2 separate regions of the Homo sapiens genome follow, and region 1 is linked to region 2. The links are chromatin loops, found by intact Hi-C in ENCODE. Cell type or tissue: endothelial cell of umbilical vein. All regions are shown on one strand. Each heading gives the region's core, and the rest is flanking DNA. Links, peaks and the distances in the headings are about the cores only. Region 1 holds the start of LOC124900894 (small nucleolar RNA U13). Region 2 has its middle 37 kb from the start of CDKN2AIP.

Region 1 (15,977 bases), core at 4,326-12,325, 70 kb after region 2:
GTACTCTGCATGAGTTCTGCGATGGCCATGACTGATGTTATTTCAGTATTGCACATGGCGTGGTCTGGTGCAGTGGCTCCCACCTGTAATCCCGCACTTTGCAAGGCCTACTCAGGAGGATCGTCTGAGGTGAGGAGTTTGAGACCAGCCTGGGCAACATAGCAAGACTCCATCTCAAAAAAAAAAAAAAAAAAAAAGAAAAGAAAAGAAAAAAAAAAGAAAACATTAGCTAGGCGTGGTGGTGCATACCTGTAGTCCCAGCTGCTTGGGAGGCTGAGGCGGGAGAATGGCTTGAGCCCGAAGTTTGAGGGCTTCCAGGAGAGGCTGCAGTGAGCTGTGATTGTGTCACTGCACTCCAGCCTGGGTGACAGAGTGAGACTGTCTCAAACTAAAAAAAAAAAAAGTATTATGCTTGGCATCCTGTCTCAACTGCAGATGCTGAAGGACTTTTCAGTGTAGTGGACCCTGGGGATTGGCAAAACAAACAACGTGTGTGGAAAGAGGGCAAAGTGAATAGTGATTTAAGGTGAAAACTGTTTTAAAAAAATAAAAATATAAAATGCTCACTTCACAAATGCAAATTCTGCAGAGGATACACTCTAGCGAAATGGGTCTATTCCTCCTCCTCCCCAGCCAGCCCCTGCCCGAGGCTGGGGACTCACAGGCTGTGTCCCAGACCTTGCCCTCACGGTCTGGTCCACCTGCCAATGCGCAGCACAGGACTCAGCATGGCCGGGGAACCACATGTTGCCTGGAGAGAGGCACAGACACAGTGGGAGAACTGGAGGAGGGGACAGAATGAAGCTGGGTCTGATTTCTCACATAGAAAATGGGGTTTGTGGCCAGGCGCAGTGGCTCACGCCTGTAAAACCCAGCACTTTGGGAGGCTGAGGTGGGTGGGTCACCTGAGGTCAGGAGTTCAAGACCAGCCTGGCCAACATGGCGAAATCCTGTTTCTACTAAAAATACAAAAAAAAAAAAAAAATAGCCAGGTGTGGTGGTGCACACCTGTAATCCCAGCTACTCAGGAGGCTGACAGGAGAATTGCTTGAACCTGGGAGGTGAAGGTTGCAGTGACCTGAGATCGTGCCACTGCACTCCAGCCTGGGCAACAGAGGGAGACTCTGCCTCAAAAAGAAAAAAAAAGAAAAAAAGAAAATGGGTTTGTGCCTGTTATGTAACCTTGAAGGGCTGAGAAAGCAGCCACACTCCCAAACCTCTGCTGGAGAAGGTTCTATTTGACTGTGGTCAGCTGTGGCCCCAAATCTGTGAACAACGGGCTGGGGCCAGAGAAAGTGGCATTCCGTGTAGAAATGCTACCGCGTTAGTGATTCAAGGAGGAACAATGGCCCGGAGATGTCTCCATCCTCAAGACGCTGGAGGGGTGACTGGGTGGCTCCAGTGGTGGGGAGAGTGTGGAGGGGAGAGAGGAGGGGGCCGTCAGGACACGTGGGCTGGGGGTCAGGGGGCTGTAGTCAGCCGTGTCCCGCAAAGCAGAAGTCCCCTGCTAGGTAGAGTCAGGACCAGGGCCGACTGGCACGGACCCCTCCAGGGGCGCCAAGAGCTTAAAACAAACAAGGCTGGAAGCAGCACAGCTGCGCTGCCGGCCCTGCAGGAGGGAGGGAGGGAGCCCAGGGCCTGGGTGAGGGTTGCGCGCGGCCCCTCCCAGGGGAGGAAGAGAGGAATAAAAGCCACGTGCGAGGCCACCACCAGGGAGGGGGGCGGGGGAAGAGGGTGGTGGCCGTGGGAGAAGCGGGGCGTAGCCACGAGAGCAGGGTGGGCCCCGGGGCCGGGCCGCGTGGGGTTCTCCGTCCTCCGGGTGCAGCCAGACCTGGCGGTGCAGCGGCAGCACCAGTGAGAGGCGAAGGGGGCCTGTGAGGCAAGGGGGACTTCCAGGCCCTGAGCATCTCAAGAAAACAGCCATGAAGCCCCACACCCAGGTGCCAGGTGCAGAGGCCAAGGGGTCCTGGGGACAGGAGCGGCTGATCTCCCTCAGGGTAGAGCAGCAGCGCGCCCAGGGACAGAACCGCCTGCCCTGCCGCGGGAGGGGGACAGGGACCCACCCTGGCCTGGGGCCCACAGAGTCCAGAGGACCAGGAGCTCGCCCCTGCTCCCAGCAGGAGGAAGGGAGCGGAGGAACACCCCTCCTGGGGACTTGAAGCTGGAATTGACTGAGTACTTACTGGATAGAGACCGGTTTAAACTGAGAGAGACTGTTCAAACTGGAGCAAAGTGAAAAGCTGTTACCCAGATAATGTAAGTTCTGTTCCTTGGGGGGCCCTGAAGAAGACTGGGTCAATTATGAAAATAGAGACAAAGCCATATTTCCTTGGCACACTTTGGTTATCTGCTATTAATACCGACATGCGGGTCGGGCGCGGTGGCTCATGCCTGTAATCCCAGCACTTTGGGAAGCTGAGGCGGGCAGATCACTTGAGGTCATGAGTTCGAGGCCAGCCTGGCCAACATGGTGAAACCGTGTCTCTCCGAAAAATACAAAAATTATACGGGTGTGGTGGCGGATGCCTGTAATCGCAGCTACTTGGGAGGCTGAGGCAGGAGAATCACTTGAACCCGGGAGGCGGAGGTTTCAGTGAGCCCATTGTGCCACTGCACTGGGCAACAGAGTGAGACTATCTCAAAAAAAAAAAAAAAAAAAGCTGTGAATGCCCAACAAGTTAGTTTTTTTACAAAAAAAAAACTATATATAGTGTATATTTTCCATACCTTACCTCTATTTTTTTAAGTAAACAATATATTGTGAATATTCATTGAAGCCAACACTTAAAGATCCATCACCTTTTAAAACTGTTCCAGAGACTTCCATACTACAATTTTAATTTCTTCAGTCCTCTATGGATGGAGGTTTAGATGAGGCTTATGTTTTCCCTTTTACAAAGTAATTCTGCGGTGAACATCCTTGAATAGTGATCTTTGTAAGAATGTCTTCAGAATCAATTTCTAGAAGTGGAAATTGTGGGAAGAAATGTATATGTATATTAAATTCTGAGAGGTACTTGGGACATCTTTTGATACTGGTGGAGGCTCTGGGAAGTTATTAAGAGAAGTGATAATGGAGGGTCAGGCCCCCGGCTGCTGTGGGGAAAAGAAGTATTCTCCATTATTCAAAATGTTCCTCTCCAAGAATTGGAGCATTGTAAGTTAAAAGTCTAATGAGTTGTAAGTGGCATATTTACAGAGTTTATACATTTCTAAATCCCGAACTGGATTTATAATATGATAGCAATATAGGAGTTTTAAGTTAAATTACATTTTATATTAAATTAAATTTCCTCCAAAACCCCGCACAGAATGTTTCCATAGGGCCAAGCCTGGCAAGAGTCTTTGGCGTATAATCAATCAAAGAAAAAATAGACAAGTTGGACATCATCAAAACCAAAATTTTTGTGCTTCAAAGGACACCATGAAAACAGTGAAAAGAAACTAACTGGTAGAAAATGTTTGCAAATCACATCTCTGATACAGAGGTTGCATTTAAAATATGTATAAATAATTATTCCAACTCAATAATAAAAAGACAACCGAATTTAAAAATGGGCAAAGGATCTGAATAGATATTTCCCCAGAGAAGATGCACAAATGGCCAACAGGCATATGAAAAAGTCCTCAACATCATGCATCCTCAGGGAAATGCAAATCAAAACTGCCGTGAGACTGCACAGTGACGAGGACCGCTAGAATAAAGAAGACAGATAATAACAAGTATTAGTGAGGATGGGAGAAATGGGAACCGCATACACTCTGGTGGGAATGCAAAGTGGTGCAGTCACTTTGGAAAACAATTCAGTGGTTCCTCCAAAGGCTAAACATAGAGCTCCGATATGACCCAGAACTTCCACCCTTAGACATACACCCAAGAGAAATGAAAACATACGTCCACCCACAAACTTGTACATAAAGGTTCATAGCAGCATTCTTAATAATAGCCAAAAAGTGGACACAATCCAAATGATCAGCAACTGATGAGTGGATTAATACAATGCGGTCTCCTCGTATAACACAATATTATTTTGCCATAACGAGGAATGGAGTAGTGTTACAGGCTGCAACCTGGATGAACTTTGAAGACATTACGCTAAGTGAAAGAAGTACAAAGACCACATATTGTACCATTCCATTTATATGCAATGTCCAGAACAGGAAAATCTATAGAAACAGAAAGTGGATTCATGGTAGCCTAGATGTGGGGGTAATGGGAGGAGGATGAGGGAGTGAGGGCTGAAGGGTCTGGGTTTCTTTGAGGGGTGACGGAGATGTTTTAAAATTGGTTGTGGTGATGATTGCACAGCTCTGGGATATGCTAAAAGCCATGGAATCGAACACTTCAAATGGATGAATTGTATGATATGTGAATTAGAGCTCAATAAAGCTGTTCCCAAATAGTCTTTCTTTCTCTCCTTTTTTTTTTTTTTTTTTTTTTGAGACAGAGTCTTGCTCTGTCACCCAGGCTGGAGTGCAGTAGTGCGATCTCAGCTCACTGCAACCTCTGCCTCCTGAGTTCAAGCGATTCTCCTGCCTCAGCCTTCCAGTAGCTGGGATTACGGGTGTGTGCCACCACGCCCAGCTAATTTTTGTATTTTTAGTAGAGACAGGGTTTCACCATGTTGGCCAGGCTGGTCTTGAACTGCTGACCTCAGGTGATCCACCTGCCTCGGCCTCCTAAAGTGCTGGGATTATAGGCGTGAGCCCCGGTGCCCGGCCCAAATAATCTTTTGATTGGGACCTAATCATAATAAAATTGGGAGAGGAGAATTGGTGGTCCCTGTTTCCAGAAGCTCCCAATTTGCACCAGGATTGTTGCTGATGAGCTTCTCAGCTGTCAGACCTTAAATATCCCTGATATGAGGTTGTTGCTCATTCACTTCCTCCAGCATAACTCCTTTCCATTCCACACAGCAAATGCCAGCCCAGACGGACCAATTGTCCCAGAGAAGGTAGGGGACATCTTAGCCTTCTAATTCAAATGGAAAATTTCCTGCTCCCCTGTTGTCAATTCCTGCCCGGCACTACGTGCAGCGGAGATGAGAAAAGCCACTTCCTTTGCATTCATCTGGACTGCTGTGCTTGGAGAACAGAGGAGCATGCATTCTGGCTGAGGGAGGTGTGCAAATATGACGTGCAAGTCAGAGACAAAGTGACCTGGCAAACGAATGCTCTGACAGCGCATCCCCGGCCATGTCCCAGGGATCCCATCCTTTGGGTTGTTGTCCTTCTAAAGAGACATCTGCTTTTGAAAACTGTGCTTTGTGGCCGGGCGCGGTGGCTCACGTCTGTAATCCCAGCACTTTGGGAGGCCGAGGCGGGCGGATCACGAGGTCAGGAGATCGACACCACGGTGAAACCCCGTCTCTACTAAAAATACAAAAAAAATTAGCTGGGCGCGGTGGCGGGTGCCTGTAGTCCCAGCTACTCGGGAGGCTGAGGCAGGAGAATGGCGAGAACCCGGGAGGCGGAGCTTGCAGTGAGCTGAGATCGCGCCACTGCACTCCAGCCTGGGCGACAGAGCGAGACTCCGTCTCAAAAAAAAAAGGAAAACTGTGCTTTGTAAATGATGAACTTGAGCAACGCAAAGAAAGGACCTAGTGAACATTTAAATTCAACTTATTTCCTTTTAGGCTATCTTGTTATGTTTGTAGAACACTTAAGCATTTACAAAAATATAGTTCCATGCAGCATGCGTGTGCTGCTTTACATTGTATCATTGCTTAAATATTCCAACGTTAATGCGTCAAAATGGTCCTTTCCTTGTCATTTTCTTTACTTTTTTTTTTTTTTTTTTTTTTTTTTGAGACAGAGTTTTGCTCTTGTTGTCCAGGCTGGAGTGCAATGGTGTGATCTAAGCTAACTGCAACCTCCACTTCCTGGGTTCAAGCAATTCTCCTGCCTCAGCCTCTCGAGTAGCTGGGATTTCAGGCGCCCGCCACCATGCCCGGCTAATTTCTGTATTTTTAGTAGAGAGGGGGTTTCACCATATCTCTGCTCCTGACCTCAGGTGATCCACCCACCTCGGCCTCCCAAAGTGCTGGGATTACAGGGTGAGCCACCGCACTTGGCCCTGTCCTTGTCATTTTCAATGGCCATAAAGTATTTCATGGCACTCCATAATTTGTTTAGCTCTTTCCTCTATTGTTTGTCTGGTTTGTTTCCAGTTTTATACCGTGTGCAGTTGCAGCTGCTGTGTATTTATTTGTACATATTAGCTTTTTTCTTTGAAATTATTTTCTTGTAGTGTATTCCCAAAAGTGGGATTATTGGGCCAAACAGTTCCATAGCTCTTGTTACATTATTGTCTGATCTTTCTCAAGAAAGAAAGAAAGAAAGGAACACCATAAGAAGCCATCACATATGGGCATGCTTATTTCCTGAAAGTCCTGCCAGTATTGTGCTTTATTCTTTAAAAAAAAAAAAAATTGTGCTACCTTAATAGACAGGAGATTGTTTTAAGTGACATTTCTGTCATTTCTGTCATTGCTGGGGGTTTGAAATACACCAACTTGGCATGGGCCCAGATGTCCACAGGTCTGTGTCGGGATCCCAGCCCGAAATCATGCAGCCAGCCACACCCGGAGGAGAATAAAGGGTCAACTAAGAGGCAAGCCAGCCAGTGCCCGGCTGCGGTTTCCCAACACCACGAGACTCACTGCAGGGAGCCCTGGGCCTCACGTGTGTGGGACACCCCAGATGCTCTGTGAATGTGGACTCCACATATTTGGTCCCTGGGGGGACACTGCAAGAATTGTTTCTATTAGTCTGGGGGTACAAACAGTAAGATCCTCCTTACCTTCTGGAAGGAGGTTGAGGGTGGTAGGCCCAGCTTGGATTACATGGAAGAGTGGGTTAGAATGGGGCTTTGTTTGTCTTATGGGGGTACTCTGGGAAGCTACGCAGGGACTGGGAGCTTGGCTCTGCCCCTCCTTCTCCCACTCAGGATGTGCGCTGAGGCTAAGCCCCTCGTACTGCCTCCAGCAACATCTCCCCTACAGCAATGACCTCTCGCCCAGACACAGGCGAGCTGCCTGAGTCCCAGGAGGTCTGTGCGGAGGGAGGTTTTAAGCCACAGGGTTCCCAGCTGGGTGCCCCCAGACAGGAAGTGGCCTCAGTTCCATGAACGTTTTTGATGGCGGAGATTCTCAGGGTCAGCAGAAGATGATCCTGTCTGGAGAGCTGTAGATCCACTGTTGGGGGTTCTCACCTCCCAGCCTTCAGACCTGCTGTTTCTCTGTGGGGTTCTCGCCTCCCAGCCTTCAGACCTGCTGTTTCTCTGTGGGGTTCTCGCCTCCCAGCCTTCAGACCTGCTGTTTCTCTGTGGGGTTCTCGCCTCCCAGCCTTCAGACCTGCTGTTTCTCTGTGGGGTTCTCGCCTCCCAGCCTTCAGACCTGCTGTTTCTCTGTGGGGTTCTCGCCTCCCAGCCTTCAGACCTGCTGTTTCTCTGTGGGGTTCTCGCCTCCCAGCCTTCAGACCTGCTGTTTCTCTGTGGGGTTCTCGCCTCCCAGCCTTCAGACCTGCTGTTTCTCTGTGGGGTTCTCGCCTCCCAGCCTTCAGACCTGCTGTTTCTCTGTGGGGTTCTCGCCTCCCAGCCTTCAGACCTGCTGTTTCTCTGTGGGGTTCTCGCCTCCCAGCCTTCAGACCTGCTGTTTCTCTGTGGGGTTCTCGCCTCCCAGCCTTCAGACCTGCTGTTTCTCTGTGGGGTTCTCGCCTCCCAGCCTTCAGACCTGCTGTTTCTCTGTGGGGTTCTCGCCTCCCAGCCTTCAGACCTGCTGTTTCTCTGTGGGGTTCTCGCCTCCCAGCCTTCAGACCTGCTGTTTCTCTGTGGGGTTCTCGCCTCCCAGCCTTCAGACCTGCTGTTTCTCTGTGGGGTTCTCGCCTCCCAGCCTTCAGACCTGCTGTTCCTCTGACTGGGTGCCTCCTCCATCTCATTCTTCTTGTTAAATCCTCTAATTTAAACATCAGCTTTTGCAGGAAGCTCACTCCTGACCTCCCCTTCTGGGTTAGGAGCTGCCTTCTGGGCTCCCATAGCACCCTGCCCTTCCTCTTCTTCACGCCTGTCATACTGGATCATGGTGGCTGGAACCACATTTGACCCATCTCGGTATCTGCCTTAGTACAGTACCCAGGGCATGGCTCGGTTTGTTGAGAGAATGGATGAATATGTCACAGGATGAAAGGGTGAATTAATTAACCCTTATATTTACAGTGGCCACCAGGGCCTATGGTTTGTCACAATCCTGAGTTGAACCAGATCTTTGTGAAATCTCTGAGACACATGAGCCATCCGGCTCTCTTTACTCCAGAACCACACCGTGGAGATGGCTGAGACTGACTCCCAAGTGGGGGAGAAGGGAGGTGCTCTGGGACCTGGCAGGCAACCAGCTCTATGGTTATCTTTTGGCTTTAGTAAAATTAAAATAATTTCTTCCTAACATACGTCAGGCTCTAGTTTTTTCCAGCAACCTCAGCATCCCCTTATGGAATGAGGCTAGAAAATTAAAAATAAACAAAAACGATAAATCAAAACTTTGTTGTGAGGAAGCAAATTTTCTTTTTTACTATGTCGGTCTAAAAAGCCCTTACAAAATATTCATGTATCACAATGCATTTTAGGTCCCCGAGTCCTCTCATCACCACGCTTCATTCAGTTTAATTCACACACAGTGATGAGCAGTTCCTAGATTCTGGACACATGGGGAGCCAAAGGTGGGGTTTCTTGGGTTAGGGGTGGGTGCAGAAATTCTAACCTGAGACAATCGCAGGAAATGCAAAAAACGAACAAAAAGTGAGCTGAGCTGGGAACTGTGCTGAAAGCTAAGTCTAAGAGCAAGAAGGGTAAGACAGTGGGTGGCCCAGGCCAAAGCTGTCAAGTATTTAGTTAGCAGCAGAAGAGAGGAAGAGGTGTGGGCACTGCCAGGCAGTGGGAAGCTGCACTGTCAAAGCCTTGTTTTGGCAGTGGTCACTGCAAAATGGTCTCAGAAAAGCCAACTATGTCAGGAATGGAAAGAACTTTCCAGAAAGGAAGAGAATATGGTCATTTCCTTCAAGAACTTCCTCCAACAGGAAGCAGGGACAGCAGACATATAATCAGCCATGAGTCATAGTACCAAGAATGAACTGGTAAGAACAGATGTGATTTTCCCGTCCATAACCACTTAACTTTTTACAATGATGACACATACATTGACAATATCTTTCTATTTAATAATTTAGACAAGATGCATATTAGTCTTCACTTAAGCAAGAGTTTACTTATCATGCCTTTGATATCAAAGATGGTTGCAAAAATCACTTTTAATTTTCAAAATTTTAAAGTTGCACATACTCTGTGGAGAAGAGGTAAATCAATAAACTAAAAATTCTTGCAACAATGTTGTTTTGCAGAATTTATAATTGTTTTAGCCAATTTCAGATTATTTAGAGGAATAGGTTAGGTGAGATAGAAATTATAAATTAATAGTAAAAGTAGAATCTCTTGATTCTACTATTTTCTTTTTCCCTTAAGTTGCAGCCACTTACAATTAAAATATAAGTTTTGTCAGTATATCACAACATCAAAGAAAATGGCAACTACCTATTTCTCAGGCAACTAGATATTCTATTTACTGTAATTATAATTTTCTAAAATACAAAGTTCTTCATTCTGGGAATCATAGATGCCTGGATAGCTGCAAGATTTTAATTTTATATTTTTATTTTAGTTTTTTTTAAATTAGCAATTCTAAGAATATAATGAGAAAACTTACAATGGTAATTTATATTTAATATTTTCATAAAAAGACTTTAAGTTTCTTAAGTCAGTGTTTTCTCAAACTGGGGTTCATGAGCATATTATGAAAGCCTAAAAACTATTTCTCTGTAAATTCTTCAAGTTCGAGAAACACTAACACATATTCTTATCATTCAAAGTCCATTCTTGTTTGTTTTTTTTGAGTTTCAAAACTAATGACACATTAAAGCTGTATCTCATATTTTGTAATATCTGCATGGCATTAAATTAACTCTCTGGTTGTTAAAGATTTACTTCTATGTTTATTTCTTAAAGCACTTTTGTTTTTCCACAGCAGGTCTTAAAATTGGCCAAGAAGGTGTTTTTTCTTTTCTTTGCCACAGGATCATGGTTTTTTCCATTGTTATTAAAGATTCAGGTAGGAGTTGCATGAATCCCACAAGTGAAATAAAATCTATTTATCTTTTCCTTATTATAAAGATTTATTTATCTTTTCCTGTTTGTCTTGCAGTTGCCTCACCTGAGCCACAATAGATGCGGTAGAAACGGGACACCTCAGAGATTTGATTTTGTCACGCTCTGAAATTCATAGTAAATCTCATCATGCCACTCCAATCTCTACCCCCAAATCCCTGTCCAAAGTCCACAATCCTTGGTGTGACATGACTCATTCATTCATTTAACATTTCCTGAGTATCTAATGTGTGCAGACTTGCTCTGATGGGCTCTGGATTCACAGAAGTGAAAGGACAGACGCAATTCCTGCCCACAGGCGAGAAGGACAGTGACACAAATGTGTCAATGATCGCATTTGGGATTGTTGAGGTCATGGAATCCAGAGTGACTGAGGAGCTGTGGCAGGAGGAGCTGACTGAGTTAGGACCAGGGGTTTGTGAGGCTGGAGTCCGTGAATGCGAAGAAAGGACTTCTTGGGAATAGGAAATGGTGGGGAGGAGGAATTACATTTTCTACTAACTTCAAACTGAAATTTAGCATTTTCTTTAATTAGGAATGTGGGCAATAAACCATGTGGTCTAGGAGCACCGGTATTTTGACACCAGTGGAAACTACAGATATTTTCATATTACATGGCAGTTGTTGACAATACCTTGAAATATTTACACATTTCACCACTGAGACACCATGGTACTTGGAGCCCCTTTGCTAGATCTTGTTATTTAATGTGTTAATAGATGACATCTATTACTATTTTTTTAATGTTGTGATTACTGTATTTCAATGTCATTGGTTGCCTTTGTCATCCTGTGTATTTAATTTATGCATTTAAAAACATGACTCTGAAAAGAGACTCATAAACCTCACAGAGTTGCACAAGGGGTTGATGGCCCAAAAAAGAAAGAGAAGCCCTGAGCCCAGCCCTTGCCTTGTGGCTGCCACTGGCCCCCAGCCTGGGAATCTGCTGTGGCCTCTGGGCCTCGCACATGCTGTTCCTTACCCCTGTGTTGTCCGTTCCCTCCTCTCTGCGTGGCATTAAATTCTGATGGCTCCCATCATGCTTTGCATGGACATGAAAAATTACCAACTTTGGGAAGCCTCCCTGGTGGTGCCGCACAGGCTACGTGTCCTAGCCAAGTGCTCAGTATCTTCTCCCACTCCCTCCTCCCTCACCTCACGCTTGTCACACGGTATTGCAGTTGCCTCTTTCCTCGTCTGCCTTCTTGAACGTTCTGTGAGTTACTTGACAGAGAGGACCCCTCTTCTCCATCCCTGATCCCCTGTGTGTGATGTGCTTATTACAGGAATTCAACACAAGGATACGTAATGCAGGAAGAATAGATGGATGGACAGATGGATGGATGGACGGATGGATGGATGGGTGGACAGATGAGCAGATGGATGGATGGATGGATGGACGGACGGATGGATGAGCAGATGGATGGATGGGAGGACAGATGGATAGATGAATAGGTGGATGGATGGATGGATGATGGATGGATGAAAAGATTCAGATACAGGTGCAAAGTATTTCACATATACAATCTCTTTATTCAGTGTTTCTCCTCTTAGAAATTATATTTTTCTTCCAGCGAAGGTTGGTGGGAATCTTTGTGCTGATAATACCCACAGCTCTTCTCCCATAGCAGGATTTGAGGGAAACTTGGCAAGAAACACTGCCTCTGAATCCAGCCTCCCTGCCGCAGCCCCAGGTCGAGCAGGTGGACCGGAACCACGGTCACTGACCAGGGTATCTGATCCTCTCAGTCTGAAGGAAAGTGAGAACTCAGCACAAACGCCATGGACGGTACAGTGTGGGAGGGAGCAGCCTAGAGAGAGAAGCACGAAGCACTCGCTCATGTCGGAGGAGGAGGAAGAGCGATCCATGGGCAGGCAAGCCTTTTCCATGGCACAAAAAAGAATTTTAGAAGCATCCAGTTGCATAAAGACAGGAAAAGGGCATCTGTTTCAGCCAGTGTACCACAACAAACCACCCACTCGCAGATGAAATGCACTTTCACAGCTGCCTCTGAAAATGGGTTTGAAAAACCAAATCCAAAATAAAAATAGGGACTCTCATTTATTGAGAGCTTACTATGTGTTGTGAGACTTTCCTATGCTATCCCCAGTCTCACCACGTGAATGCTGGCACAGTTACTATCACTATTTTACAGACTAGGTGACAGGCTCAGAGAAGTTAAGTCACCCGAGGGAGGCCACATAGATTTAAGTAGCAGAGTCAGAATTTGAACCCAGGTCTTTCTAATCTCAGAGCCAAGTCTTCCATTTGCATTAAATTAATCTTTAATTTATGGAAAAGTTTCATCCTCTTGAGGGAGAAATCCGTGTAATAACTCTGAAATAAGACCATTTTTATGAGTATTAGGTGGGGACTTTCAAAGGCTCTTTTACCTCAACTGGGTAAAATAGTATCCTCTTTGGGGGAGTTTGACCTGCGGGCTCTGCAGTTGGGTGGGAAGTCTGTTGATTTTGGGAGCAGCCTCTGAGCTGGAAACAGGAGTATTACAGACAACAAGGATTTTATGAAAGAGAAGGCCATGACACAAAGTCTCACTGCAATCCCATGATTTCCTTTGCAGGGGAATTTGAGAGAGAGACCTCCTTCAGACCCGGTTAGCGCACTGTTTTCAAAAAACCTGAATGGAACAACCTGTTGAGAGAGCAAAGAGCGCTTGTGTTTGTGGCACACGGGAGCCTGGCGGCCGCAGGTGCATGTCAACAGGAGACCCACGGCAGGCCTCCCCTCCACGGCCCCTCCCACACCCCAGACTTAGACATGCTGGTACTGGACATCCTGAGCTGCTTCAAGTTGGAACGTCACATCCTCCAGAGTTCCAGGCGGCACTAAAGTCTCTGGGACATGGTCAGCTGTTTAGATGGGTTCCCAGGAAGGCTCACTGTTCTGGAAAGGTCTGTAAGCCTGTGACCTGAGCTCCTTGAGGTTCAGGGGGCAGGTCTGACTGAAGCAGAGTTTTCCCTTCCCCGGCTCAGGAGGGATTTCCCACTTCTCCCTGGTGAGTGTCTGAGGGTAGTGACTCTGCCAGGCTGGGGGCCGCAGGTCCCGGAAGCCCAGGGCATGGATGCTTGTGGGTATTCAATTGATGTCTTTCCCATAGTTGGTTTCATTTAGGCATTGTATACGTATTTTCTGCCAAACTCTGTTACACTTCAAGCTCCATGAAAGCAGGGACCATGACTACTTTGTTAACTGTATAACCAGGGCCTGGCCCTGAGGCTGGCACTAGATGCCCAACAAAGGCTTGTTGAATGAGTGGCCAACACCTTACCTTTTCTACAGTTGGTCTTTCTGGTTAAAGAGAAAGAATGAAAGTGATGGGATTGACACTGTGTTCTATGGAAATGCTGCTCCCTGGAGTTGTGCAACATAAGTGCTCCAGATAGAAGGGCACACAGCAAAGCTGACTCAGGCGATGGTGCAAGTTCAATTTTTAACTTTTGTGCCCAGAAAGTCCTCATGTCTCAACTCCTGGCTGGGCCTGGGATGGTCCCAAAGTCTTCAGGCTGATGTTTCTTTAAGGTCGTCCTAGGAAGCAGGACCAGAGTCCTCCTGTTCATGAAGTCCAGGGCTCCCTGCGATGGTCCCCAGATTGGGTACATCCATGGCCCTGCCTGTGCTCCTGCTATATCTACCCAGGGCCAGGCGCTTCCATCTCTCACCTTCCCCTCTCTGCCAGCTCTCAGCATGCCTTCCAGGACATGGCTTGTGTTTGGCTAATGTTTGCATGGAGTTCAGTCTCTCTCCTGGAGAAAAGGGCAGATATTCTGATGGCTGGGGCACCAGCTGGGGCTGTGGATTCCAGCAGCGCAGCAGAGGGGAAGAAGCCCTGGAATCTGAGTCTGGAGGCCGGGTCAGAGTCTCGACACTGATCGTCAGCTCACTAGAAAATGAAGGCACTGTGATGCCTGAGGTGTTGGCTGCCTCTAGGGTTCCATGAGTCTCAGACACCCACCTCTTCAAGAGTAGGTGCCAAGGCTGTCACGGATTTGCAATGATTTTCCCATGTGTTAACTGGAAACTTAAAGGAAACATTAGCCATGAGGGTTGGGAGCTTAGATTAATATTTAGAAAGGATTTACAAATAAAAGAACCCAGTTAATCCCAAAATAGAAGTCTTTTCATTTCTATTTGCGTAGTGGGTGGAGATGGAGTCCCTGGCTAGGACATTTCCCATAACCTTCCCTGTCAAGCCCCTCTGCTGTAGCAGTTTCTAACTTTACAGCCACAAAGCCAGCATGTGCTTCCCACAGCTTCAGCCCCGACTGCCGGAGGATGCATTCAGGGTTCTGACTCTGGCCCGAGGAGGAGGCACAGTGCTTGCCAAGTGAGTGCCGACTTTTGCAAGCAAAGCCTCAGGACAAAATGGAGAGGCAACCATGACAATGGTGTCAGATCACTCTATACAGCATAAAAGATTAAGGGCTAGACTTTGGTGTGAGACAGGCTTCAATCCTTGAACCATTGTTTGGCCAACTAATTGGCTTACTTAAGCCTCAGATTCCTTATCTGTTAAATGAAGATAAAAATGGTGTCTACATCAGACAGTTCTTGTGAGAATACAGTAACACAGCTAAAGCTCTTAACCTAACGCCCAGCAAGCAGTAAGTGCTTAATAAATACTGGCTATTATTATTATGCTTTTGCTACGGTTTGAATGTGTCCCCTAAAGTTCATATGTTGGAAACATAATCTTCGGTGCAAGTGTTTAGAGGTGGGGCCTTATAAGAGGTGATTAGGTCAAAAGGGCTCTGTACTCAGGGAGGACTTAATGCTTTTGTCTTGGGAGTGAGTTATCTTGAGAGTGGGTGGTTATAAAAGCGAGTTTGGGTCCCTCTTGCCCGCTCACCCTCATCCTCTCTTGCCCTTCTGCCTTGAGCCATGGCACGACACAGCACAGAGGCCCTCACCAGATGCCAGTGCCATGGTCTTGGACTTCCCAGCCTCCAGAACTGTGAGCCAAATATGTTTCTTTTTCTTTCTTTTTTTTTCAGGTCAGATGGGTAATGTGCTGACATTGTAACAAGGTTTGAGGGTGGTACATCTCACATATGTGTGTGAGCACCCAATCATCATGCTCACGAACTACAGAAGGATCAAGCCAAATACATTTCCGATAAATTACCTAGTCTTAAGTATTCCGTTACAGTAGCACAGAACAGACTGAGACGCGTTATTCTGGCCTATGTCCCTTGGTTGTTGCATGACAGGATGTTCCCTTCACTACTGAGAGCCGATGTCTCCTTGTCTCCTGTTACTTCTTAGGCATTAGTACCTTGAAAGTTTGCCATAAAATCTCAGTTAGGGCCTCAGAAGACAGACACATGAGATAACTAGGCTTTAGAAACACTCCACCCCCACACACTCAGCTATGAAAACGGTTTGTTTCCTGCTGCTGGAAATCCACACATTCCTCCTTGCCAGTGTACACACAAGCAGAGATCAAGGGAATATTGACTAGGGTTCCCCTACTTCCTCTCTTAAATGCCACCACCCGAATCGGACTGAGGGCACCCCTGGAGTCACTCACAGCAGAGTAATTACGTGGAGGTGACATCCTGCTTATGTCTTCAGACCCCCACCCTCTGGACTGGGAGCTGCAGGGCAGCAGCAATGAGGCCTTCTGGAGGGGTCTGCACACACCCCTCTGGATCTGTCCTGGTGATGTCCTGCTGGGCTGAACCCCTCCCACCACCTGCTATCATTCCATTCACCCCCTGAATGTCCTGGGCAAAACGTGTCAGG
Region 2 (15,977 bases), core at 5,305-13,304:
AAGGCGTGCACACACGGACAGCAGCTGCCTCGCAAAGACTGATGAACAGGGCAATGAAGATTTCCATGGGTTCGCGAATTCCAGAAGTATTCATGGAAAACTCCTCTGTGTCGGGCACTCTTCTAGGTGCTAGGGATACAGCACAGAACAGAACAGACACAAATGCCTGCTCTCCCGGAGGCTTTGTTCACTGAGGGATACAGACAATAAATCAGTAAGAATGTGGGGTGTTAGACAGTGGTCTGTGCTCATCAGGGAAACTAAGGAGGGAAGGGAGGGGGGCTTTAGGGGGTAGAGGTGGCAGTTTTAGCTGAGGTGTCCAGGAAAGGCCTCAAGACAAGGCAACATTTGAATAAAGACCTGCAGGAGATGGTGGGGCAACCATGAGGATATCTCTCAGGGACAAAGACCACCAAGGTTGGGGCATGTCTGGGGTGTTGGAGGAAGTGGGGCAAGAGAACCAAGAGGAGGAGGAAGAAGGGTCAGAGATGCAGCGAGGGTCCAGGTACTGTGGGTCTGCGAGCCTTGTATGGCCTTGGATTCAATTTCAGTAACAGAGGAAGCTCTATTGGAGGGTTTGGAGCTAAGGAATTCCGCGATCTAATCATATTTGAACGGAGTTGCTTGGCTTGAGTTGAGAAGAGACCACAGCAGGCAAAGGTGGAAGCAGGTGACGAGCCAGGAGGATCGTGGGAGCCAGGGAGAGAGTTAGCCGAGGGTGGATTCTGGACACGTTTTGAAGGCGGAACTGACAGAATTTGCTGAAGACTGGAAGTGGGAGTGAGAGAAAAAAGAGAAGTTGAAGATGACTATATAAAATATATCTCTTAAGATATTTTATCATATATATAGATTTTGTCTGAGCAACATGAAGAATAAAGTTATCATTTGCAAAGAAGCCCAGAGGAGCAGGGGTTTTTTGGGAGGGATCGCGGGAGGAGTTGATAGAAATGGCTGTCAGGCCAGGTGTGGTGGCTCACGCCTGTAATCCCAACACTTTGGGAGGCCAAGGCAGGAGGATCACTTGAGGCCAGGAGTTGGAGACTAGACTGGGCAACATACCAAGATGTTTAGCTACAGAAACATTTTTATTAAATTTATACATATATATAATTATATATGTGTGTGTGTGTGTGTGTGTGTGTGTGTGTGTGTATATATATATATATCTTTTTTTGAGACAGAGCTCTGTCACCCAGGTTGGAGTGCAGTGGCACGATCTCAGCTCACTGCAGCCTCTGCCTCCCAGGTTCAAGCGATTCTCCTGCTTCAGCCTCCTGAGTAGCTGGGATTACAGACACGTGCCACCATGCCCAGCTAATTTCTGTATTTTTAGTAGAGACGGGGTTTCACCATGTTGGTCAGGCTGGTTTCGAACTCCTGACCTCAGGTGATCCGCCCGCCTCAGCCTCCCAAAGTACTGGGATTACAGGTGTGAGCCATCGCGCCCAGCCTCAATTTATATATATTTTTAATAGAGACAGGGTTTTGCCATATTGCCCAGGCTGGTCAAAACTCCTGGGCTCAAGTGACCCTCCTGCCTCAACCTCCCAAAGCGCTGGGATTACAGGCATGAGCTGTACCTGGCCTAAATTTTTTAATGTACAAAAATTAAAATAAACTTAGAAATGAATATCAGGAGTTTGGGCACTTTAGGTTTCAGATGAGCGTTAGACAACTGAGTGGAAAGTCGGCAGCCGGGAGTCTGCAGCTGGAGTTCAGGGGGAGGCCTGGGATGGAGGTGTAAATTCCAGTCATCAGCGTGGAGATGGTATTCAAAGCGATCAGACCAATGACATCAATGAGGTAATCAAGGAATCTGTAGCCCTTGCTTGGGGAACGATAAAGGGAGGGGCAGAAGAGTGAAGGAGACCAAGAAAGGGGCTGCCGGGAGAGTCAGGCGGCGGCAGGCGAGTGTGGTGTCCTGGGGCCGAGCTTCTTCCAGGAGGAGAGGGAGACAGCAGGTCGGATGCCTGCGCAAAGTCAGGGAGAACCAGGCCTGGAAATTGGCCATCAGACTCAACAACACGGAGGACCTTGCTGACCCCAAGTAGACCAGATGAACGGATGCATAAACCCAAATAGAGGGCAGAGGAAAGGCTCCTGTGCCCCGGGCTGTTGTCCTGGATGTGTCCGTCACAGCCCCTGCCGCGCTCAGCCTGCTCCTGAAACACAGCTGCACCTGCGCAGAACCAGGCTGCTGCTGGCACCTGGTGTCTTATTCTGGGCCACGTGGTAGGCTTGTCATCGGCCCTGCAGGGGCCTGACCTGGAGAGCTCTGCCTTGTCCACCAGGTCACCTCTCTGAAATACGCAGAGGCAGGCTGGCAGCGGTGGAACCTGACTTTGCTGAGAGGCTGCGCAGGAAAGGCGATGAGGCAGGAGGGCTACGAGGGATCACTGCAGGATGAGGCTTCCCTTGGGCAGGAGACATAGACAATGACAAGCAGATGACAGTACAGCGGCTGCCTGGGGGCAGGAGAACTGAGAAGCATCACAAGAAAAAGAGATAGAGACAGTGGCGGAGTCAGGTGAATGGTGGGGCACTAGAGTCATTAGTTTCCAGAACCACCCACCAGCCCCAGACCCTCCAGGCTCCTCCAGATCCTTGCTCACCCATCACGGTGTGTCTGCACATGAAAGCCCCAGTACTTGAGCTAAACTCGAGGGCAAGAAAAACACCCCAACGCCACAGCGGCCACTATTTTACTAATGCAGAGCATGAGCTGGGCACGATGCGGTCACAGGGTCTTGAATTAAAGCAAAAGGACATAAACAAAACAGTGAATATCACAGGAAGACCTAGGATCACGGAGAAGGTGTCAGGATTGATTTACAGTGTGATAACTAAACGCGGGTCTTCCTGGTTGTCTAACAGGAAAGGCGTCAGTGTCTTACTGACTTCTTCCTTCCTGGCTTGACTGATCATGGGATGAAGTGAGGAGAATGACGGGAAGGCCAGCTGTTCATAGTGACGCTATGGAATGATGTTTTGCTCTTTTAGAGAGACCAGGTAGATGTCACCCTCAAACTGTGAGCACCGAGTGAGCCGGGGCCTTGGATTCCTGAGGTTTAGTGACCAGGTAGCAGGCAATTTTTTTTTTTTTTTGAGGTGGCTTTTCGCTCTTGTCGCCCAGGCTGGTATACAATGCCGCGATCTCGGCTCACCACAACCTCTGCCTCCCGGGTTCAAGGGATTCTCCTGCCTCCGCCTCCCAAGTAGCCGGCACCTGCCACCACGCCCAACTAATTTTGTGTTTTTAGTAAAGACAGGATTTCTCCATGTTGGCCAGGCTGGTCTTGAACTCCCGACCTCAGGTGATCCGCCCACCTTGGCCTCCCAAAGTGCTGGGATTACAAGCATGAGCCACCGTGCCCGGCCTACAGGCATTTTTTAAAGATATTCTGGTGTCACTAGATCTTTGACTGGGGTTGTTATTTTTGTTGAGGTCAGTGGTAAAATGTGTTTTTTTACACACTTCCTGTACAAAATTCAGAATTTGTTATCGTTCTGAGCACTGGGGTCAGCTATCAGGAAGATTCTACAAGGGATCAGGAAACTTCCCAAACGAAAGCATCTTAGTTTTCTAGGATCTCTGTTTTAGGGCACTAAAGGAAGAAGTTTCTAGATCCATTCCTGAACCATGGACATTAAAAAAATATTAACTGTAGCCCCTAGATTTTTGTTTTGTGCTATGTGTGCTGAGTTCAATACTCACTATAATGATGTTTATCTTTATTTTATTTTAATTTTTTTTGAGAGAGTCTCGCTGTGTTGCCCAGGCTGGAGTACAGTGGCACAATCTCGGCTCACTGCAACCTCTACCTCCCAGGTTCAAGTGGTTCTCCTGCCTCAGCCTCCCAGGTAGCTGGGATTACAGGCACGTGCCACCACACCCGTATTTTTAGTAGAGACTGGGTTTTACCATCTTAGCCAGGCTGGTCTTGAACTCCTGGCCTCAGGTGATCCACCCGCTTCGGCCTCCCAAAGTGCTCGGATTACAGGGGTGAGCCACTGCACATGGCCTTACAATGATGTTTATTGAACACCTGCTTTGTACCAGGTTGTATAACAATAATGGGAATGCCACATGAGTCAACGATAATGCTATTCCAGTCATGGAGTGTGGCCTAGAAACTCAGTGCCTCACAGTACAATTCGAGGCACTCACATGCTCCGCAATAAAACCACCCAGGAATTATTCTGGCTTACAGCCTATTAACTTTTACCATTGCCTTAATACAAAGAGAATTTTATTACCAATTTACCCAGAGGGTTAAATTAATATTTACAAGAGTCACGGAGGCTGGGAAGTATTGTGAAATTTCTAGATGTGCCTTGTCAATGCTGGATTTTTCTTTGTCATCTTGCGGTCTCTCAGTGGTGTTAAATTAACCTAAACTTGGCCCGAGGATGCCTCCGCACTCGAGCCCTGACATAACAAACTGCCGCCTGGCTTAGTTCAGAAACTAACTGAAAACCTAACGTAGGAGCATACTTCTGTAACTAACAGCTGAGCCTCCACTCATTACAGCAGCTGAGCTTCAGTCAACCATGGGTGGTCAACTGAGTCAACTTAGGCAAATGCCCAGCTGCAACCATTCAGCGCTAGGCTGCCCTTCCATTTTCTATCCTCTGCTACTGCCTGACCACCGTGCTGTCTGGCCACAGTGCTTTGAACCTATTCCAGTACAGGGGCTGCCTGATTCTGGAATCACAAATAAATAATCAATTAAGGTTTTCTTTTTTTTTTTTTTTTTTTTGGAGACAGAGTCTCGTTCTGTTGCCCAGGGTGGAGTGCAGTGACACGATCTCGGCTCACTGCAACCTCTGCTTCCCAGGTTCAAGCGATTCTCCTGCCTCAGCCTCTTGAGTAGCTGGGATTACACATGCACGCCACCACACCCGGCTATTTTTTTGTATTTTTAATAGACATGGTTTCAACATGTTGGCTAAGCTGGTCACGAACTCCTGACCTCAAGTGATCTGCCTGCCTCGGCCTCCCAAAGTGCTGGGATTACAGGCATGGGCCACCATGCCCGACCACAATTAAGATCTTTAAACTAAATTTGTTGTCATTTTTTGACCATTGGGACAAAAAATACTTATTACATTTCCCTTATTGAAATAGAATCAATGGGAACCCCTCCTGGGGCCACCGTCTCCCCAAAGCCTCTGCAGGCAGCTGGTCTGCTTAGCTGGGTGTCTTCCTCTTGGGCTGGGAAAGCTCTTCAGAGGTGACTGAGTGGGGCCAGTTCTGTTTTGCCCACACTCTGTGGCCAAGCTGGGAATCAGTCCCTTTAGGAGAGGCAGAGAATGGGGTGGAGACCCGGGCTTCGGAGCCCCTCTGGCACTGCAGAGATAGGGTCCAGGGATGAAGGCGCAGGGTCTTGTTCTGTGTCTTCTCAGCTGTGTGAACTTGGGCATAAGCTGAACATGTTACTGAGCCTCAGTTTCCTCATCTGTAAAAATGAAAAGGCCAAGTCAGAGGGTTGTACAAGCACTGATGAGACGATGCAGCTCATGCCACACGTTCATGAAACGCCAGCTTTTTCTCTGCGAGGCTCAGCCCTCTCTCCCCTGTGGCAGTGATCAGTGAGGAGGGGCCAGGGCTGCCCCAAGCAGGAGGTCCAGGAAGCCAGTGGGGTGGTATGGAAGAGAAGGAAGGTGGGATAGAGACAGGTCGAGAGGCCCCAAGGGATGGTTCCACAGCCCCCACTCTCGGCAAGTGGCAGGAGGCTGGGAGTAGATGACAGAGATGGTTGGCCCGGTCACTCCCCATGGAAGAATGCAAGCTTGAGGCCAGAAAGAGGCATGGGCTCTGAGTTTCTGTCGCGCCTGGGTATCAGGCTAGCACGAAGCTATTTTGTGACGTAGGGAATTTCAGGCATTGGCATTTCCCTGCTCACGTTATTATCTGAAATATAATTACCTCGTCTGACAAGTGTTTTTCAGAATGTGTCCACTGAATATCCTGTGACCTCTTTTGATCCCAGGGAGGTAGGCAGGGAAGGTGGGATCCCCTGCCTCCACCCCATCTCCCATCAGAGGAGAAAAACCCAAGATAGTGAACGTCAAGGTCCCAGTGCAGAGGCCGAGCACAGAGCCACCGAGGGCTGAAGGACAGCCCAGACCTCCTGACCCGATGCAATTCTCTCCCCTGGAGTACAGTTCTCTCTCCTGTGGTTGAAAGATCAAATCTGCAGTGAGGGCTCACCAAGGGCAGGTCACTTACACAGCACAGTTTGTTTGAACTGATTTATCTCTGTAGATATTGAAAACACACACACACACACACACACACACACACACAGCAGAAACTCACATAGCAAAGGCTTAGGCAGGTCCCCTGAGTGAGCTCTGAGCAAGCTGCTCTCTGCTATCCAGAGCCTACATCCAGACCAGTAGGGCACCAATGGGCAGGTAGGTCCATACAACAAAAGGAACAGCTGAGTAGGCCGCAGCACAGCAATAATACAGCACTAATGACAATAGTTTATGTGTCCCCAATCCAGCCTCTTACATCGATGACAATTCCCAGTTACTGAGGATTTGCCTTGTACATGTGCTATGGTTTTACAGGGTGATTCACTGAGGAATTAATCTGTGTTTTCCACGTTGTCGTTCTTGCTGTTGTCTTTGTTTCTCCTTTGCCATCCCAAGTACTGGGCTCTCCAGCCTCATGTTGGGGATTGTGTGAAATCTCTCCTTCAGGGCACAAGACAGAGCCCTTGGAGGGCAAGAGGTGGAGGGTGCAGAGTGCCAGAGTCTTGGAGACAGCTCCTAAGGCTGGCAGCGGAATAGATGTGTGCGTGCGTGTGTGTCCGTGTGTGTGCGTGTGTGTGTGTGTATTCTGCTAGTAATAAAGACAAGCCCTGCCCCACCAGCCCACACTCAGCCCCCTCAGGAAGGAGGAAGTAACCCAGAGGGCTTGGTTGGGAGGGGGCCCTGGGAGGCCTGGCCCTGCCCTCCATGGCTGTCAGTCTTAGGGACTGGGCTGGGCCGGGGTTTGGCATTACCCTGATGGACTAGAGCTAAAGGCCCAGCACTGGCTTTCTGGACACGACAGGGTTACCAACGACTCTCATGTGATCCTAGAGACAAGAAGGACACCTCAAATTCAACGGATTGAATTTCTCACCATACAGGCAAGCTGATTTAATATGATTTGGGAACATTCTGAATGTGGCACTTTTTTTAATACTCAAGTCTATGAGTAAAATTGATCACCGTTAAATGTATATCACCTCAATAAAAACTCACAACAGTCTTATGAAGTGGGTGTCATTGACATCCCCATTTAGCAGAGGAGGTTGAGCCTCAGAGGGTTAAGTAACTTGATCGCTCACAGCAGAACTTTCAACGCAACCCCCCTGCTTGGGAAGGCCACCTTCCCTGCATCATCGTCTTTGGCTAATAATTGGTTCGGAGTTTTCATTCTTGAATTTGGTGAAACCTTTATTCTGACATGGTTTCTCCTGAATTCCTTTAGGAGAAATTGAATTCATGGTCTAGCACCCACTGTATCGCCTCACTTGGTCACAGCACCTGGATGCATGGCTGTCTGGGGGAGTGGGGGACGGTGGGCACCGAGGCCTGAAGAAGACCAGGGCCCATGGTGCCTACTGGCTCCCCGCCCCAAACACCCTCCTCACCTGGGCCCCCTTTGGTCCCGTGCTGAGCTTCCTGGCATCTCCCCCCCAGAGGCAGAAGCTGTTTCCCTCCCTGACAGGAGGGCACAGAAGGGCACTAAAGGTGTCACTCATCACGTACCCCCAAGTCTCTTCCTCTCAGCTGTGCAGGGAAGGGCAGATCACGCTCAGTGTTATTTAAAAACTCAAAAAAAAAAAGAAAAGAAAAGAAAGGGAGAGAAAAAAATGAAAGAAAGAAAGAAAAAGAAAGGAAGGAAAGGGAAGGAAGGAAAAAGGCAGGAAGGAAAGAAAGAGAAAGAGAGAGAGGAAGGAAGGGAAAGAAGGAAGAAGAGAAAGAAGAAAAGAAAGAAAAAAAGGAGAGGAAGAAAGAAGAAAGAGAAAGAAAGAGGAAAGGAAGGAAGGAAAGAATGAAAGAAAAGAAAGAAAGGAAGGAAGGAAAGGAAAGAAGGAAGAGGAGAAAGAAGAAAGAAAGAAGGAAGAAAGAAAAAAGAGAGAAAGCAAGAAAGAGAAGGAAGAAAGAAAAAGAGAAAGCAAGAAGAAAGAAAAAGAGAAAGCAAGAGGAAAAGAAAGGAAGAACGAAAAGAAAGAAAGGAAAGAGAAAAAGAAAAGAAAAGAAAGAGAAAGAGATCCATAAGAGAGTTCTTTGTAACAGTTTGGTAACCTGAACAGAAAAACCTTTGATGAATTCCCTGAGAGAGCTTCAATCTTTCTCCTGTCTCTCTTGGAGGGATGGCAGCAGGTCAGCCCTGAAACAAGATGATCCGCATCAATAAAGCCCTGGTCCTGGAGGAAGGAAGTGGGCTCTGGTTTCCCCGGTGGCTATAAAAAATCGGGGCTTTGTTTCTCAGGACTGCTCTTCCAGTAGCTGTAAAGCACGGTGCTTTGCTTTGGCAGGACAAGCGCCTTCTGAAGACAAAGGGTTGTTTTACAGGCGCCGCGCTGCGCCCCGCCACCCCGAGCCCCTCCGAGCTCGCCCGCGATTCCGCCCCGAGGCCACTGGGTGGCGCCCGAGGAGCCGAGATTGCGGTTGAGGACGTCGCTTGCCGCTTCTGTGGGGCCCGACTGGGCACAGCGGTCACAGAGGTGACGCGGAAGGAGACTGCGCGGAAGGGGCGCGGGCCAGCCCCTCCACAACCACTTGCAGCGTGGATAGGCCAGGTTTGCTCTCTTTTACATAAAGAAAGAATAGAGCACATCTTTTTTTTTTTCTTTTTTATTTATTATTATTATACTTTAAGTTCTACGGTACATGTGCACAACGTGCAGGTTTGTTACATATGTATACATGTGGCATGTTGGTGTGCTGCACCCATTAACTCCTCATTTACATTAGGTATATCTCCTAATGCTGTCCCTCCCCCTCCCCCCTCCCCCCACCCCTCGCCAGTCCCCGGTGTGTGATGTCCCCCTTCCTGTGTCCAAGTGTTCTCATTGTTCAATTCCCACCTATAAGTGAGAACATGCGGTGTTTGGTTTTCTGTCCTTGCGAGTCTCGCTCTGTCGCCCAGGCTGGACTGCAGTGGTGCGATCTCGTCTCACTGCAAGCTCCGCCTCCCGGGTTCACGCCATTCTCCTGCCTCAGCCTCCCGAGTAGCTGGGACTACAGGCGCCCGCAACCACGCCCGGCTAATTTTTTTGTGTTTTTTTAGTAGAGACGGGGTTTCACCGCGTTAGCCAGGATGGTCTCGATCTCCTGACCTCGTGATCCACCCGCCTCGGCCTCACAAAGTGCTGGGATTACAGGCGTGAGCCACCGCGCCCGGCCTCCTTTTTATTTTTTTAACTGCCCCTTGAGGAGCAGGGCTACCCCATAGGCAGTGTGCCCTGGGTAGCCAAAAGCTACCCTTTATTTTTATTTTATTTATTTATTTATTTATTTTTTTGAGATGGAGTCTCACTCTGTCGCCCAGGCTGGACTGCAGTGGTGCGATCTCGGCTCACTGCAAGCTGCCCCTCCTGGGTTCACGCCATTCTCCTGCCTCAGCCTCCCGAGTAGCTGGAACTACAGGCGCCCGCCACCACACCTGGCTAATTTTTTATATTTTTTAGTAGAGACGGGGTTTCACCGTGTTAGCCAGGATGGTCTCAATCTCCTGACCTCGTGATCTGCCCACCTCGGCCTCCCAGAGTGCTGGGATTACAGGCGTGAGCCACCGCGCCCGGCCTTTATTTTATTTTTTGAGACAGAGTCTCGCTCTGTTGCCCAGGATGAAGTGCAGTAGTGCGATCTTGGCTCACTGCAACCTCCACCTCCTGGATACAAGTGATCCTCCCACCTCTTCCTCCCAAAGTTCTGGGATTACAGGTATGAGCCATCGTGCCTGGCCTACATAAAATTATTTTAAAATATTTTATAAAATTACCCTCAGATGATGTGTATAAGGTGTATATGAAACATAAATGAATTAGACTTTGATCCCATCCCCAAGATATCTCATTATGTATATGCAAATATTTAAAAATCCAAAAAACATCCAAAATTCAAAACACTTCTCGCCCAAGGCATTCTAGATAAGGGGTAATCAACCTGTTTTTGGAAAATGCTATTTTTATTGGTCTGTAGAAGACCATCTGAGTTAAGAGTTAGAGCTCAGCTGCAGGCACATGTTGCTTCCAGGCCCGTGGCCTGGCGAAGGCTTGCTGCCCCACAGCCCCTCCTGCACGCGGGCACGGAAGGCGCTAACACAGTCCTTTGATTAGGCACTTCCTTCCTTGCTTGGCTCCCTGCACCCCGTGGGTCCCTTCAGCCCCCAGCATGTCCACGGTTGCTCAGGGACAGCTCCTGCATTCTGGACCAGGAGACGGTCCAGGGACCAGGCCTTAGGGTCAGCCCCTCCTCTCAGCTGTTCTCTTGAATAAACTTGCTTAGCAACTTCATTCTTTTTTTTTTTTTTTTTTTTTGAGACAAAGTCTCGCCCTTTGCCCAGGCTGGAGTGCAATGGCACAATCTCGGCTCACTGCAACCTCCGCCTCCCCGGTTCAAGCGATTCTCCTGCCTCAGTCTCCCAAGTAGCTGGGATTACAGGCGCCCGCCACCACGCCCAGCTAATTTTTTCTATTTTTAGTAGAGACGGGGTTTCACTATGTTGGCCAGGCTGGTCTCAAACTCCTGACCTTGTGATCCGCCCGCCTCAGCCTCCCAAAGTGCTGGGATTACAGGCGTGAGCCACCGCACCTGGCCAGCAACTTCATTCTTAAAAACCAAACTATCCTAGAAACTAGAGATCTTCCCTAGCCCTCCACCTCCCCCTTGTCTGCTTCATACCTTTTCCCTTCCCTTCTCCACAAGCTTTAGGATGGGCTTGCCTGCGAGCACCCACCGGCTCTACCTCCTCCCTCCTACTCACTCTAAGCCACCCCAAGTTAGTTTCTGTCCCTTCTGCTCTTGGAACTCATGTCCATTCTCCCATATCTAGATGCTTTAGTCTCTTTTCTCTCATGGCCTCTCTATTCTACGTGATATTAATGGTCCTGATCTCCTTGAACTCCTTCCTGCCTGGGCTCCTGCAGCAATCACATCCCTTGGATTTCCTCCTAGACCCCAAACTCCCCTTGTTCCCATTGTGAATCCATTTTCCACAAAGCAACATGCTAGGTGTGGAAGGGAGCCCGCAAAAGGCCCCACGGCAGCGGGGGTAATGGGCTTGGACTTGGGAGAAAAGGTGACTGGGGCTCCTACTCCCCATTTATATTTACTAAGTTACAGCAACCGTGGTCAAGTCTCCCAAATACTGAGCAGGTTCCCAAGATCCAAGGATACGGGTGAGGAGTAGTGGGAGAGGGGGCTGGAAAGCATGAAAGGTGTGTAAAAGGTGTTCAGCGCTGGGCTTGCCGTTTGGATGCCATCTCACAGGCTTGTATCGTCTTGCCTGTGCGAGGCTGGCCAGTGGCCCCTTCCTGAGGCGTGCTGAGTGGTCAGCATCCCTCTGAGCTGCCTCAGGGAATGCTGGAACCCTGGTGTTACGGTTATCTGTTGCGGAGTAGCAAGCCATCCCAAAGCTTCACTGAAATAGCAGATCATCAGATCTGCAGCTGGGACACAGAGGGAAAGCTCATATGAGCTCCACATGGCATTGACTGGGCCCCAGGGCAGCTGCACTGGGGGCTGGAGGATCCATTTACAGGATGGGTCTTGCACATGGCTGGAAAATCAGAGTTGGCTGTTGGCTGGGAGCTCAAGCTAGGCTGAGGGCCAAGGGCCTTGGTCCCTGTCCCCGAGGGCTTTTCTATGATCTGGTTGGCTTTTCTCAGTCTAAGCCTTCTCAGGCTGGGGCTGGGTGGGAACACACACTAGAGTTGAGCCCAGAAGGTTCTGAGCATGGCTTATACCTTCTTTTCTTTCTCCATCCCAGCTTTAAGATGACTTCCCTTTGGACGTGGCCAAGCTTGCAGAGGAAAGAGAGGCTGTTAGAAATTTGATTCATTGCCTCTGCCAGGAGGGTGGACAGGAGGGTAGAAAGACGAAATGCCTGAACTTCAAGGAGTTTTTCAGCAGTCTGACACTTGCATTTGGGGGCAAGAGAATTCTCTGAGTGAAGGGAAGAGCGATGAGGGGCAGACTGAGCTCCTGAGTCAGCGTGTCTGAGCGCCCGCCCAGCTGCCTGCTTCCCAAGCACAGTTTCGACATCCTGCTGCCTCTGTCGTCCTCATGGGTACATTCTTAGTACTGGGCTGATTTTAAGCTTCTCTTTCTAGTTATTTTATTGTGTTTCAAAAGTAATGGAAATTCAGCCGGGTGCAGTGGCTCATGCCTGTAATTCCTGTACCTTGGGAGGCCGAGGTGGGTGGATCACCTGAGGTCAGGTTCCTCAGGTGAGGAACACCTGAGGTCAGGAGTTCAAGACCAACCTGGCCAACTTAATGAAACCCTGTCTCTTCTAAAAATACAAAAAATTAGCTGGGTGTGATGGCGCGTGCTTGTAGTCCCAGCTACTCGGGAGGCTGAGGCAGGAGAGTCGCTTGAACCTGGGAGGCAGAGGTTGCAGTGAGCTGAGATCACGCCATTGCACTCCAGCCTGGGTGACAGAGCGAGACTCCATCTTGGAAAAAAAAAAAAAAGTAATGGAAATTCATAGTCATGAGGCCCAGCCAGCCCAGGCATTTTCCTCTGAGGGGGAGACAAGGAAGTGAGATGTCACGCCAACTAAGGTGGCCATCTGTGCAGCAAGTCTTCAACTGAAGACACTAATTTACCTTCCAAACGCTGCCAAGCAGCTCTCAGGGTAATGACACCATCTCACTGCAGACCCAGACCAATTCTGAGCCCTTGACCTTGAGTGACACTACCTCCCACGGCTCTTCCATAAAGGGGAGAAAGATGGTGAGTCAGTAGAGTGACTCCTTCCAATTAGGAAGGTGACAAAGGACATAAATACACTAAGCACTGAGGCTGGCAGGGTGAGTGGCTTAGTGCCAACAACCACAGTGGCCTTTTACACCAATTAGGTATATTTCCTGATAGAATCTTCCTTTTGCGAGCATTGAATTAATTTCCTTTTCACACACAGTCCCTCCTGTCCCCATCAGACCAGGGGCTCCACGTGGCCTTCACCCAGGGAGAATTTATCAAGCCCAGTGAATAAGGTGAACATTTGTTTTAAAAGAGTTTCCACCCAGAGGAACACGTGACTCTGGGGATGTCACTAGAAGTCAGCTTGGGGCCCAGGAATTATTCCTTTGGAGATCCCATCTATCTCCATCAAAACCTTGCCAGATGACCTTGTGAAAAGTCTACCAAAGACTGTGATTCAGCTTCCCGGAGAAATCTCAGCCGGGAGGATTTGGGAAATTTTGTGGGCTTTTCAGCTGGACCTTGATGGATGGATAAAACCTACATAAAACCAAGAGGCAGGCACTGGGCAGAGAGGGAGGGTGGTCCCTGCGGGAAGAAGAGCAGGACATGGGGAAGGACACCCTGGCAATGAAGCTGCCCGTGGCAAGGGAAGGATGCCCACACAATTTGGGGTCTGACATCCCTAGGTTCAACTTTCTGCCCCATTTTTAAGACCTTTGGCAAGACCATCTTTGAAGTCAGTGTCAGTATCTAAGGAGGGAAGATTAAAATAACTGCCTCAACAGAGTTGCTGTGTGAGTTAAATGAGAGAACGTATGTATGCAGCTGTCTGAGGAGTGGGAGGGGTTCTGATAAGATATGCCATCAGTAGTAAACACAGTGTATTTTTGCATTTGGAGGCCAGGAGACTAGTCTGATGGGGGCACAGGGCTTGTGTTGGGAAGGAGAGGGAGGTGAGTTTACAGGGTGGTGGCGTGTAACTGTGGAATCACTCTGAATATTGGCACTGGAAGATTTTGGACACACCACTTTCCAGGTGCATAACCTGAACCCCAGATTATGTTGGAGTTCTTATCACATGACCGCTGTATTCATAATATCATCTGAATATCTGCCCTTTTCAAGAATACAAGAGCATTGAGGGCCAGAGACTGTAACTTACACATCTTTGCAAACTCCTATAAAACCCAGCACATCATACTGCTGCTCAGTCACTACTTTTTGAATGGGGGGAGCATGAGCTCATTAAAGAAATGTGGTAACTATACCAATGGCTTAGTACTCTGCAGCTCACCAGTTAATCAGATCAAAACTGGTGATCAAAACGAATCAGATGGCTGAGGTATGAACGTAGGTGAGTCAGGCGGCTGGATGAGATGGCTCCATAAAGAGCTCTGGAATTCGTTCTGTCCTGGGCACAGCCCTTATGAAAGAAACCAAAAGAAAAAGGGACTGGAAAAATATAGATAATATCCAATGCCAGCAAAGGTGTCGTTAAACAGGCACTCAGATGCGATTCTCAGTGCAGGATCAATTGGCACAAACACTTAGGAAGGCAATTTGGCAATGTGTATTCAAAGAGGTATGGCCTTTGAGCCAATCATTCCACACAAGTGGATTTATCTTTATTTTATTTATTTTATTTTATTTTTTGAGACAGGATCTCACCCTGTTGCCCAGGCTGGAGTGCAGTGGCATGATCTCACCTCACTGTGACCTCTGCCTCCCGGGTTCAAGCGATTTTCCTGCCTCAGCATCCCAAGTAGCTGGGACTACAGGTGCCTGCCACCGTGCCTGGCTAATTTTTGTATTTTTAGTAGAGACGGGGTTTCATTATGTTGACCAGGCTGGTCTTGAACTCCTGACCTCATGATCAGCCCACCTCGGCCTCCCAAAGTGCTGGGATTACAGGCTTGAGCTACTGCGCCCGGCCGCATTTATCTTTAATGTCTGAATTAACGGAGGGGCCAAGCAGGGAGGTCACCTGCATGGAAGGGAAGACCCACAGGGAATGTACAGCCAACAACGTCGAGGTAGGTGTACATGTGGGGGCGGGGTAGAGAGGACACAGTAGGGTGGCAGAATCTACATGGTTAGAGGGGGCATCTGTGTAGGGGCAGTGGAGGCAGCAGCCAGAGAAGGGTACCCAAGTCCAAGCAGTAGGATAGTGGGGCAGAGGGAATGGGAGACTGGATACATGGAGGGGGAGGACTCCGTAACTAAATATATTGAGAGTGACGGGAGCCGAGTTTCTCACTACTAGAGAGAACAGTTATAATTATGGAAAACAAGAAAACTAGATTGAAGTCTCCGGTGCAGAACTGAAAATGGGGCAATTGATGTGAACTCACAGTTGCAAACGTTACAGGTGAAAAACGCCCTCCTGGCCGGTCACGGTGGCTCACGCCTGTAATCCCAGCACTTTGCGAGGCCAAGGTGGGTGGATCACTTGAGGCCAGGAGTTCGAGACCAGCCTGGCCAACATGAGGAAATCGCATCTCTACTAAAAATACACACATTTGCCTAGAGTGGTGGCACATGCCTGTAATCTCAGCTGCTTGGGAGGTTGAGGCACGAGAATCGCTTGAACCTGGGAGGTGGAGGTTGCAGTGAGCCAAGATTGTGCCATTGGGCAAAAGAGTGAGAATCCGTCTGGAAGGAAGGAAGGAAGGAAGGAAGGAAGGAAGGAAGGAAGGAAGGAAGGAAATTGAGCACCTTTTCAATTTGCTTATCCTCCATTTTTAGTTCCTTCTCTGAAATGTGTGTTTACATCTTTTGTCATTAAGAGTTTTGGGGATATTAGTAAACTTAGCCATTCATTCCTAATAAGTATCATGAATATTTTCCCAGTTCTTCAGTTTTGGTTTGGTTTTGTTTTTTTGGAGACGGAGTCTCAGTCTGTTGCCCAGGCTGGAATGCAGTTGCACGATCTCGGCTCACTGCAGCCTCTGTCTCCTGGGCTCAGGCCATCCTCCTGTCTCCAGAGTAGCTGGGAATACAGATGTGCACCATCGTGCCTGAGTAATTTTTGT

The links. Hi-C counts contacts between places; a loop is a spot of excess contacts. Peaks named below come from ENCODE experiments on the same cell type or tissue, not always from the same donor. Only the 100,000 strongest peaks of a DNase experiment are listed, where the experiment ranks them.
Region 1: it touches region 2 in a loop (5-fold over the local background); 5 of 110 quality-filtered maps call a loop at or near these places.

Annotation. Positions count from the first base shown.
Region 1 is chr4:183,328,650-183,344,626 of GRCh38, reverse strand. It overlaps LOC124900894 (small nucleolar RNA U13), which reads right to left and starts at 15,329; the gene lies at 15,226-15,329. RefSeq lists an enhancer at 9,747-9,916. In endothelial cell of umbilical vein, for the core only: no CTCF peak of the experiment used is centred there; a DNase peak (open chromatin) is centred at 9,096; H3K27ac peaks cover 2,468 bases.
Region 2 is chr4:183,399,933-183,415,909 of GRCh38, reverse strand. No RefSeq gene overlaps it. Among named protein-coding and RNA genes, the nearest start is that of CDKN2AIP, 37 kb to the left of the region's middle. RefSeq lists enhancers at 7,262-8,100, 8,337-8,516. In endothelial cell of umbilical vein, for the core only: a CTCF peak has its summit at 8,649 (motif pointing right); a DNase peak (open chromatin) is centred at 8,619; H3K4me3 peaks cover 452 bases; H3K27ac peaks cover 459 bases.